Regions from separate parts of the Homo sapiens genome. Here all the other regions are linked to region 1. The links are chromatin contacts, found by Hi-C in ENCODE. All regions are on one chromosome and are shown on one strand. Each heading gives the region's core, a stretch centred on a gene start or an enhancer-like site at or near the end of the contact. The rest is flanking DNA. Distances are from core to core; before and after follow the strand shown. Region 1 has its middle 88 kb from the start of ARID1B. Region 2 has its middle 54 kb from the start of TMEM242. Region 3 overlaps ARID1B (AT-rich interaction domain 1B).

The links. A loop is a pair of places that touch in the nucleus more often than their neighbours do. Pooled maps may share reads with other maps.
Region 2: a loop to region 1 is called in a map of heart left ventricle, with 5 times the contacts of the local background. The contact joins two enhancer-like sites. A Hi-C loop is called at or near these places in 11 of 168 maps with a recorded cell type or tissue (B cell, CD8-positive, alpha-beta T cell, ascending aorta and 6 more), 6 of 37 single-sample maps with no recorded cell type and 31 of 50 pooled maps.
Region 3: a map with no recorded cell type shows a loop between it and region 1 (5-fold over the local background). The contact joins two enhancer-like sites. A Hi-C loop is called at or near these places in 14 of 37 single-sample maps with no recorded cell type and 4 of 50 pooled maps.

Annotation. Positions count from the first base shown.
Region 1 is chr6:156,687,402-156,690,356 of GRCh38, forward strand. No RefSeq gene overlaps it. Among named protein-coding and RNA genes, the nearest start is that of ARID1B, 88 kb to the right of the region's middle. RefSeq lists an enhancer at 1-461 and a silencer at 1-124. Within about 2 kb of position 1,415, at least 8 of the 41 ENCODE cell types and tissues checked have a DNase peak (open chromatin) inside an H3K27ac peak, as active enhancers do; they include ascending aorta, where a contact is called at or near this core.
Region 2 is chr6:157,267,978-157,270,932 of GRCh38, forward strand. No RefSeq gene overlaps it. Among named protein-coding and RNA genes, the nearest start is that of TMEM242, 54 kb to the right of the region's middle. RefSeq lists an enhancer at 1-110. Within about 2 kb of position 1,439, at least 23 of the 41 ENCODE cell types and tissues checked have a DNase peak (open chromatin) inside an H3K27ac peak, as active enhancers do; they include ascending aorta, where a contact is called at or near this core.
Region 3 is chr6:157,202,016-157,204,970 of GRCh38, forward strand. It overlaps ARID1B (AT-rich interaction domain 1B), which reads left to right. Exons shown (of 20, transcript NM_001374828.1): 19 at 1,851-1,981. Among named protein-coding and RNA genes, the nearest start is that of TMEM242, 120 kb to the right of the region's middle. Within about 2 kb of position 1,458, at least 2 of the 41 ENCODE cell types and tissues checked have a DNase peak (open chromatin) inside an H3K27ac peak, as active enhancers do.

The DNA.
Region 1 (2,955 bases), core at 165-2,664:
CGCAGGGAGCCTCAGACGCCGCGGGCGCGCGTGCGCGGTGCGGCCCCCACGCCCCGGCCGCGGCGGCCTCGGCGGCGCCAGCCTCCGGCTCGGCGAGCGCGGCGGCGGGCGGGCCGCAAAACCTGGGCCGGAGCCGGGCGCGGAGCGGGCGGCGCCGCGGAGTTTGGGCGGCAGCGCGGCCCGGCGAGGAGCTGGAGAAGCCGGCGGCAGGGGGACGCGCACGCCGAAGAAAAGCCCCTCTCCCGCGTCCCTCACTCGCTCCTGGAGGCCGAAGAGCGGGGCTCGCGATGCCGGTGCAAGATTCCCAATCAGGCCTGGGAGGAAATGGATGCAATTAGGGCACACCCCCGTCCCGCAGTTGCCAGGAGCCTGAAGATCTATGACCGACTTAAGCCATTTCTGGAAAAGTCATATTTTCCAGGCTTTCGTGAAATACTCATTGCTCCTATTCTAAATCTGGAGGCGAATGTGCATCTATTTCAGGGGGAATGAAAGATGTGAAAAGTAGACTGGGCTCCGGGAAATGTGGGTAATGGGACTGGACCTGCGCCTGGGGTCCGCCCACCCGTCATCTCCCGGGAGCCCCCCGACGTGTGCCATTAAGCATAAGGCGCGTTAAGCGCTGCCACAAAGTCCCGAAAAGGCGAATTAAAAAGGATCACTTCTCCCTCAGGATCTTGATTTTTACTAAGGGAAAACGTGCGTTAAAGAAAAGCCAGCGAGCGCTGGCGTGGCCCTGTCATTATCTTGGCGTCTCTGCTGACCTCCATTTCAGCCTGGACTACACTGGGTTCCAGTTCTGTTTTCCTATTTCCCCGGACTCCTAGAGGGTGGATACCAAGGCTGATTGTTGTCTGTTCTGCCCCAGCCCTCCAGGGTACACCATAGGTGCTCAGTAGATGACTCCTGAGTATATATTGGAGGTGATAGTAAAATGCTACCAAGCACAGAGGAAAGAACAGTTAAAGGGTCAGACGGTGCTTTGTGAAAGGCCAGGCATTTGAGCTGGATTCTGAAGACCAACTCTAGATGACAGTAAAGGCCACTCCAGGTTGAGGGAACAACATGAGCAAAGCAGGGAACCTACAATGAGTAGGAAAGTGATGAATCTGCATAGGGGGTTACTCAGGGGGCATAGAAAAGGAAGCCAGGAAGCCACTGAATACCTTGCCACACAGGTAACAGCCAGGAAAAGCACAAAACATGCTGTTCAGTGGTTCTGGAATATGGGCATGCAAATATATAATAAAATAAGCAATGTGGATATACAAAAACAAAAGTAAAAAGAAAAACAGGACAGTTTATTGGGGAATTTCAGAAAAAGTACATGAAACAAAAAAGAAATGTCAAGGAAAATCCCTGGCCTGAAACTCCCAGAACAAAACATTTAATACCATTTGTGGGGGCTCTTTATGAAAGAGGGAGAAAGAAAAGAGGTAACAAAGAGGAACTAGTGTTTTGATTAAAGATCTTTGACCATAACAATGCGAAAGCATAAGGTCTCTTATCATAAGAGACCTGTGTCTTATCCTGTATCATAAGACACAGGAGATTTTAGACATCACTGTTAAGAAAGAGCTGGAACTCAGAATTAACAAGAGAAGAGGGAGAGATTAAACAGAAGATAAATGTGGATCATCAAGGAATTTTAAATTGTAGCACAGTCACTCAATAGAGTATTATGCAGTCATTAAAACTGCAGTGTATTTATTGGAAGGATGTTCACAACCTATTGTTATGTGAAGAAACAAGTTACAGATGAGCAGATCTGGAGGGACATACTTAAAATGTTAGCAGCGGCTCTCTCTTGATGTTTTGATTGTTAGTGATTTTTCGCTTTCTCCTTCATGCCTGTATTACCTGAATTTTTACAATGAGCAATTAATAAAACAATAAATGAACACAAGATTAAGCAAAGTTTTAATCTTGTGAAAATGTATGTGAGTTTTCTGTTGTGAAACTGAAATGATGTCTGTGGCATTGGAAATCCTCAAGGCAAAGAAGGAAAGAAGAGAGCCTCCCGAGTCATACTAATCAGAGGCCTGCACACGTGCTATTTGGTACTCTCTGTACCATCTGGCTCAAGCTACTTCAAGACCTGTCTGGGCCTCAGCAACCTGATCTCGAAATGAAGGGAATATTAGCATCTACCTAACAAGTGGCTATGAAGACCAGAAATGATATCTGTAAAACGCTTAGTGCTCAGACCCCACGAGGCGCCCAGGGCTCCGTGAGTGGAAGCTCTCATAGGAGCAAAGAGCATAGGCTTTAGAAAATGCCTTTCTTCTGGGATCCTTCCTTTACCACTGTGGTGGTCATTAGAGCTGTCTGCAAAAATTCCTCCTCTCCCTTTGAGATAATAAGAGTGTACTTCCTTGGCCCTCTGAAGTTACAGGTACCATGTGACAGCCTCTGGCCAACAAAATAAACAGAAGTAACATGTGCCAGCATTGAGCACTTTGCGGTCTTCTCCTTTTCCACTTGCATGACAACCAGCAGTGTCCTGGTAGTGTCTGCCGAGGTCCTAGATTGAGGAAGAAGCCTCCAGAGACCTTGGTAGACATTTAGCAGGAGGGAGGAATAAATCTTTGATATTGTAAGCCACTAAGATTTGGGAGCTCTTTGTTATCAAAGCTCAGTTTAAGTCACCCTGACTGACACAGCTACTTACTAGTTTCGTGACCTTGAGAAAGTGACCTACCTGCTCCAGTTTGCCATCTATTCCCCTGAAAATCTAGGTGTTAGCATTCCTACTCCATAGGGTTGGAGGGCAAAATGAGCTCCATATCCAAAGTGCTTGGCACATCCTGGCACCTGTTAAGTATACATGGAATGACAGGAACTGTTACCATTTAACACGCTGGCTTCTCTCCCCATCTCTTAAATGGGAGCAGGTGTCAATGCCGAGGGGATCATCTGATGCTTCCATCTTGTCTTCCTACCATTGGATTTGCT
Region 2 (2,955 bases), core at 189-2,688, 580 kb after region 1:
CGACAGAGCTACTAATGGTGCAATTTCTCCAACAGGCCATTAGGCTGGTGTCTGACTGTTGCCCAGGGGAAATCATCACCATAAACATGATCATTGTCATAATTTGCATCCGCCCGGTGCTGAAACGAGCATTTTTTTTTTTTGAGAGGGAGCCTTGCTCTGTTGCCCAGGCTGGAGTGCAGTGGCACAATCTCAGCTCACTGCAACCTCCACGTCCTGGGTTCGAGCGATTCTCCTGCCTCAGCCTCCCAAGTAGCTGGGATTGTAGGCGTGAACCACCTAGCCCAGCTAATTTTTGCATTTTTAGTAGAGATGGGGTTTTACCATGTTGGCCAGGCTGGTCTCAAACTCCTGACCTCAGGTGATCCGCCCCCCTTGGCCTCCCAAAGTGCTGGGATTATAGGTGTGAGCCACCGTGCCCAGCCTGAACTGCATGTTAAGTCTCTTATCTATAAATACTCCAAGTAGCCCAGTGAGGTAGGTGTATCCCTACTTGACAGGGAGGACAGTGGTGCGCAGAGAGGCTGGCACGAGGAGGCAGTGGCAGCCTGGCCTGGGACTGTGCTCTGAGCCACTCGGTCAGGCTGTTGCTTCGCGAGGTGTGGACATGAGCTGCCACTTCACTCCCATGCACACTACAAACCAATGGGCCCCGTGGGCCCCACACATCACTCACAAGGTGCAGCATGACAAGCCTAGGTTGGGAGTGATGGATTCATTCTCCAGAGAACAATGACATCCCATAAGAATCCCACCTGAGTTCCTCCCCCAAGGAGCCATTTCTGTTCCCTGAGGGGTGAGGTGCAGAGTGGGGATGACCCTTGCACCCCAAGTGTGTGAGGAAGAGGATGAAGCTCCTCTTGTCTCAAAACTACAGAGAGTTGAGGACAGAGAACTCCTCTGAGACCAGAATAGGACGAGAAAGAGGGATTTTCCATCTACTCCACAACAGAAGGCCTGGGCCAGGGTCATGACGAGTCAGGGCCAAGACCCCTTGACCATGGGCCAAGTTTCCAGAGAGAACACAGCCAACCCTGCAGGTTCTGAAGAAAATGAGGCTGTGCTTGAAGATTGCTCTCGCTCAACCCGAACCCCGACTTGCCTAGTGGACTTAGTCAGCTGGCAGCAGACACTCAGAGTGTGAGGGGCCGTGGCTTGCATGGCCATCTATTCACTCACAGGCTATTGTTGTTAGAAAAGAATTTGCAATAGGATATGTGCAAGCAAAACACAAAAGATGTAAAATATATTTACAAGACCCAGGAGAGTGGTTAGAAACAAAATCAAGAGAAGGATAAAACGAGAATGCAAATAGGCAAGCTGTAGGAAGCCGCCTGAGGTCCCTGGCCAGCCCGCACGTTTGGTTTTGAGATTCCTCATTGCAGGAGTGAAAAGAGATCCGGTCAGGATCCAGACGCCTGTGCTTTCCAGTCTCCCTGGTTCCTGGCTCCCGAGGCTGTCTCTGCAAGGGCCTTTCCAGGTCAGAAGTCCTGCTTTCCGTCTGTTCTCACAGGAACCTCCCCTCCCACGCATTCCCTTCCTGTCCTCATTTTTCTGGCCCTTCTCTGGATTTATTTTCAGAAGCCTTTTCTTCTGAAGCTGCAGGGACAGCACAGAAGAGTCCAGGTTCCAGCGTTCCCAGGCCCCTCCCTGCCGTGGTAAACCAGGCTGAGCTCGGCCCTTCCCCACTGGCCTGGCCTGCCTTCCCGGCTGGGTGTGGGCCAGCGGCCAGGATGGGAAGCCCATGTGGAAAGAGATCTGTGTGCACCTCGAAGCAGCCAGCATCAGCCGGAGTGGAGCCCTGGCTTCTCCTTCAGAGTTAAGGGACTCATGACCTCCCTCATTACCCTTGGCTCATTTATAATCAGCTTTCCCATTATCTTGCAGTGAAGCCCTCCCAGAATCACATTAATTGCCTGTAACTGCTGCTGGGTGGTTCATTTATTTTTTCTAATTTACAGGATCCAAATGGTTTAACCCCAATTTTATTTTAAAACTTTGGGGGTTTTGTAAACTTCAGAGGCACTAAGGCTGAAGTGGCCAGACACAGACTCACACACATCCATATGCACACACATTATCACACGCACCATGGCACAAGCCAGGCAGGCCTTTTGGGTGAGACACGGGGGAGTCAGGCAATATGATCTGAGGGGCTGATATGTAACCAGCACTCCCACCATCACCACCAACAGCATCACCACCACCAACACCATCAATATCAATACTACCAACAGCATCACCACCACTACCACCATCACCATAACACCACCAACACCAACACCATTACCACCACCAATGACACCAACACCATTACCACCACCACCACCCTCACCAACACCAACACTAAACCATCACCACCAATACCAACACCACCACCAATACCAACACCACCACAATACCATCACCAACACCATTACCACCACCACCATCCCTACCACCACCATCATGACCACGATCACCATCACTGCCCAAGCCATCACTACCATAATAGCCATCACCAACAACATCATCACCACCAACACCAGCAGCAGCACCATTGCTACCACCACCATTGCCAGCACAACCACCACCACCATCAACACTAGCACTATCACTGTCACCACCACCATCACCACTATCACCATCATCACAACACCAACTCTATTACCACCACAAACACCATCACCACCACCACCATCACCACCACTACCATCATCACCATCAACACCATTACTACCACCACCATCACCAATAATATTATTACTCCTACTACCAACAACACTAACACCACCACTTCCACCTCCATCGCTAGCCATCATCATGTGTACACACACACACACACATGCACATATACACATTTTGTAAGTTAAATAGTGAATGAAGAAATTTGCAGGAAAAAAAGTTTGCTGACCTCCTGCAATGGTGTCGAGAATGCTATTATTTACATGTTTCTATCTTAACAGAGGCACAACT
Region 3 (2,955 bases), core at 208-2,707, 510 kb after region 1:
GTGACAACATACAGTGAATTTCCGTGGGAAAAAGTTAAAGCTTGTATGTAATATGTAGATTGATAGATGGTATGACATAAAGAATATGCTATGCTGTGATACATAGAACTGATATCATCCAATGCACTGGTAGACTTGGGCCAAGAACCATGTCAATCGAATGCTGATGTTGCTTGTTTATCCTCTGTGGGATGTTCTGAATACTAATCAGAGGTCTGGACTATCTGGAAGTACACACAGGGTTTCTGCATTATTTTTGAAGTACTTTTAACACAGGAAGGAAGATAATAGATCTGAGTTATATTAGGAAAAATTACTCAAAAAATATCAAGAACAAATTGACTTAAAATCTTTTTCAGTGATTAGAAAATTAAAGATATTAATAATTTGAAAGACATCAATCACTGGACATTAAGGAGATGTAGATTGAGAGACCAGGGCAGGAGAATCACTTGAACTCAGGAATTCGAGACCACCCTTGGACAACCTAGCAAAACCTCGTCTCTACTAAAAAGAAAAAAAATTAGCCAAAAGTGAGATTCATTTCTGTAGTCCCAGCTATTCAGGAGGCTGAGGTAGGAGGATCACTTGAGCCCAGGAGATCAAGGCTTCAGCAGTGACTGTGCCACTGTATACACACACACACACACACATATTCCTTTATATATATCTATCCATTTATATATAATGCATGTGTATCTATATCCCTTTATATATATATATAGATAGATATAAATATAGATATATAGATATATATAGAATATGTGTGTGTGTGTATTTATATGGGGTTGCAGAGGGAGAGAAGGAGACACAGACACTGAGCACCATTTTATATATAGAAATATATACACACACACACACGTGTATTGTGTGTTTATGTGTGTATATGTATGTTTAAATAAATACATCTAAATTTTCTAAAAATCTCCCAGTGCGGGTTATATAGCATTTGTCTTCAACCTAGGGAAATTTACATGTTTATTTTTAAAAGTAATTTTGATTTTTTTATTGTAAAAACAGTATGTAGCTATCTTAGAAAATTTTAAAACAGATAAAATAAAAGTGGAAAAGCCACGGTGTCTCCCCCTCATGCAATGATTCTTGGTGCCTGGAGAATGCCCCCAGCCTCCAGGCAGCTCCAGGGATCTGGCCGAGCTGGGTCTCATGGCAAATCTTCCAAACTTTCTACCTGATCATTTTGTTTCCTTCAGTAGCAGGAATAGGGAAAACAACAAATTACTTCCCATTCTGTGGCTCCAGCCATACTCCTGAGAAATCTGAGCCATCAAAGTGCTAATATTTATCACAGCATGTTCTGAGGGCAGGAGCACAGGACTAGAGGAAAGCAGCCTGGGAAGCCAAGGCCGTGTGTCTGAGGAGGCTGTCTTGGAGTTAAATTTTGCTTCCATGTTCTGCATACTTGGCGGCCTTCCAGGACGCCACCTTGAGACACTCGTGAGTGGTGAAGCCAAAAGAAGACAAATACCACTTTTGGGTTTGACTCATTTATTAAAAGCTCTGATACCACATTGCAGACTCTGTAGGGTGGCTGAAAGAAATAACCCGGCCATGAGAAAGGACCATCTGTGCTCAACCACTCCACCTCCAGAAGCACTTTCGGCCCCTGCGTGACCAACAAAGCGAGATCTGAAACCACAAAAGTTTCTCGTTACAGCTATGGCCTCCATTTAAAATCGGAAATGATCACGCTTAACTGTCCTTGAGAGCATTTGTTTAAAGTCAATATTTAACTTAACACTCCACTTATTTTTTCTTACTCTTTCGTTAACTTTCGTTCTTTCATGCATAGAGTCAACATTCATGATATCCTTGTTCTTCCCCATCTTCAGTTACTCCTGAGGCGTGGCGTGTGATGATGTCCCTTAAATCAGGTCTTTTGGCTGAGAGTACGTGGGCTTTGGACACTATTAATATTCTTCTGTATGATGACAGCACTGTTGCTACTTTCAATCTCTCCCAGGTAAGCCAGCATAGTCCAACTAACAACCAAATTAGGATAGGAGAGCATCAGGCCATGCACATTTGTGCTTGAACTAATGCCTGAGTTGATGAGCACTGACCGTCCAACACTGTTAATCACTGCAGTTGTTATCAACCAGCCTTAATCAATGTAGAGTTATCTGGGATAATATTCACTGTAGTCTTTAGTGTGTGTACACACACATACCTCTATTTCTTATGAGAGAACAGTGACTGTGTGTGTATGTGTATATGGGATAGATGACAGTAGTAACATTAAATTGTTCAGAATGAATATTAGCTGGCCAATGGGAAGAAATCAAAATGTAACATTAAGTTGTGACTGGAGTCAGCATTGGAAACACAGTTGGTTGCAATGGGACATAACCCTGCTTTCCAGGAGGACTTGACATCTTCTTTTCATTAAAAAGATATTCAAGATTTAGAAATTTTATATTCTATACATTTATAGAATGTATAAATATATATAGAAGGAGAGAGAGCAGTTTAATGAACCCCCATGTACCTGTCAGTCAGCTAAAATAGTTATGAACTCATGGCTAAACTTACTTCTTAGTCTATGCTCTCTCATTTCTGCCTCTCTCCAGGTTATTTTGAAGCAGTCATGTAAAAGCCTACTACTTTTAATGAGCTTAAACCCCTCCTTTGTTCAGAGGTAGGCTTCAGGTAGCTTCCAGCATAATAGCTAGAAGAGAGGAGCACTGAAGTTTGGGGAAAATGCCCGAGTCCACTGGGCTATAGACTTTTAAAGAAATATTTAGAAATAAAAAATGGAAAAAGGTCATTTTCCCTATAGTATACAAACAACTCTCTACTTTGAGTGCAAAAACTAAAACACTTAATTTCCTTGCTTCTAAGGAAATAAGACCAGAATCTTCTACTTCTTTCTTCTCTCATTTAAGCCCTCATTATCAGCCTAGAAAGGCAATTTTTCAATTGCTAGAAAGTTTATTA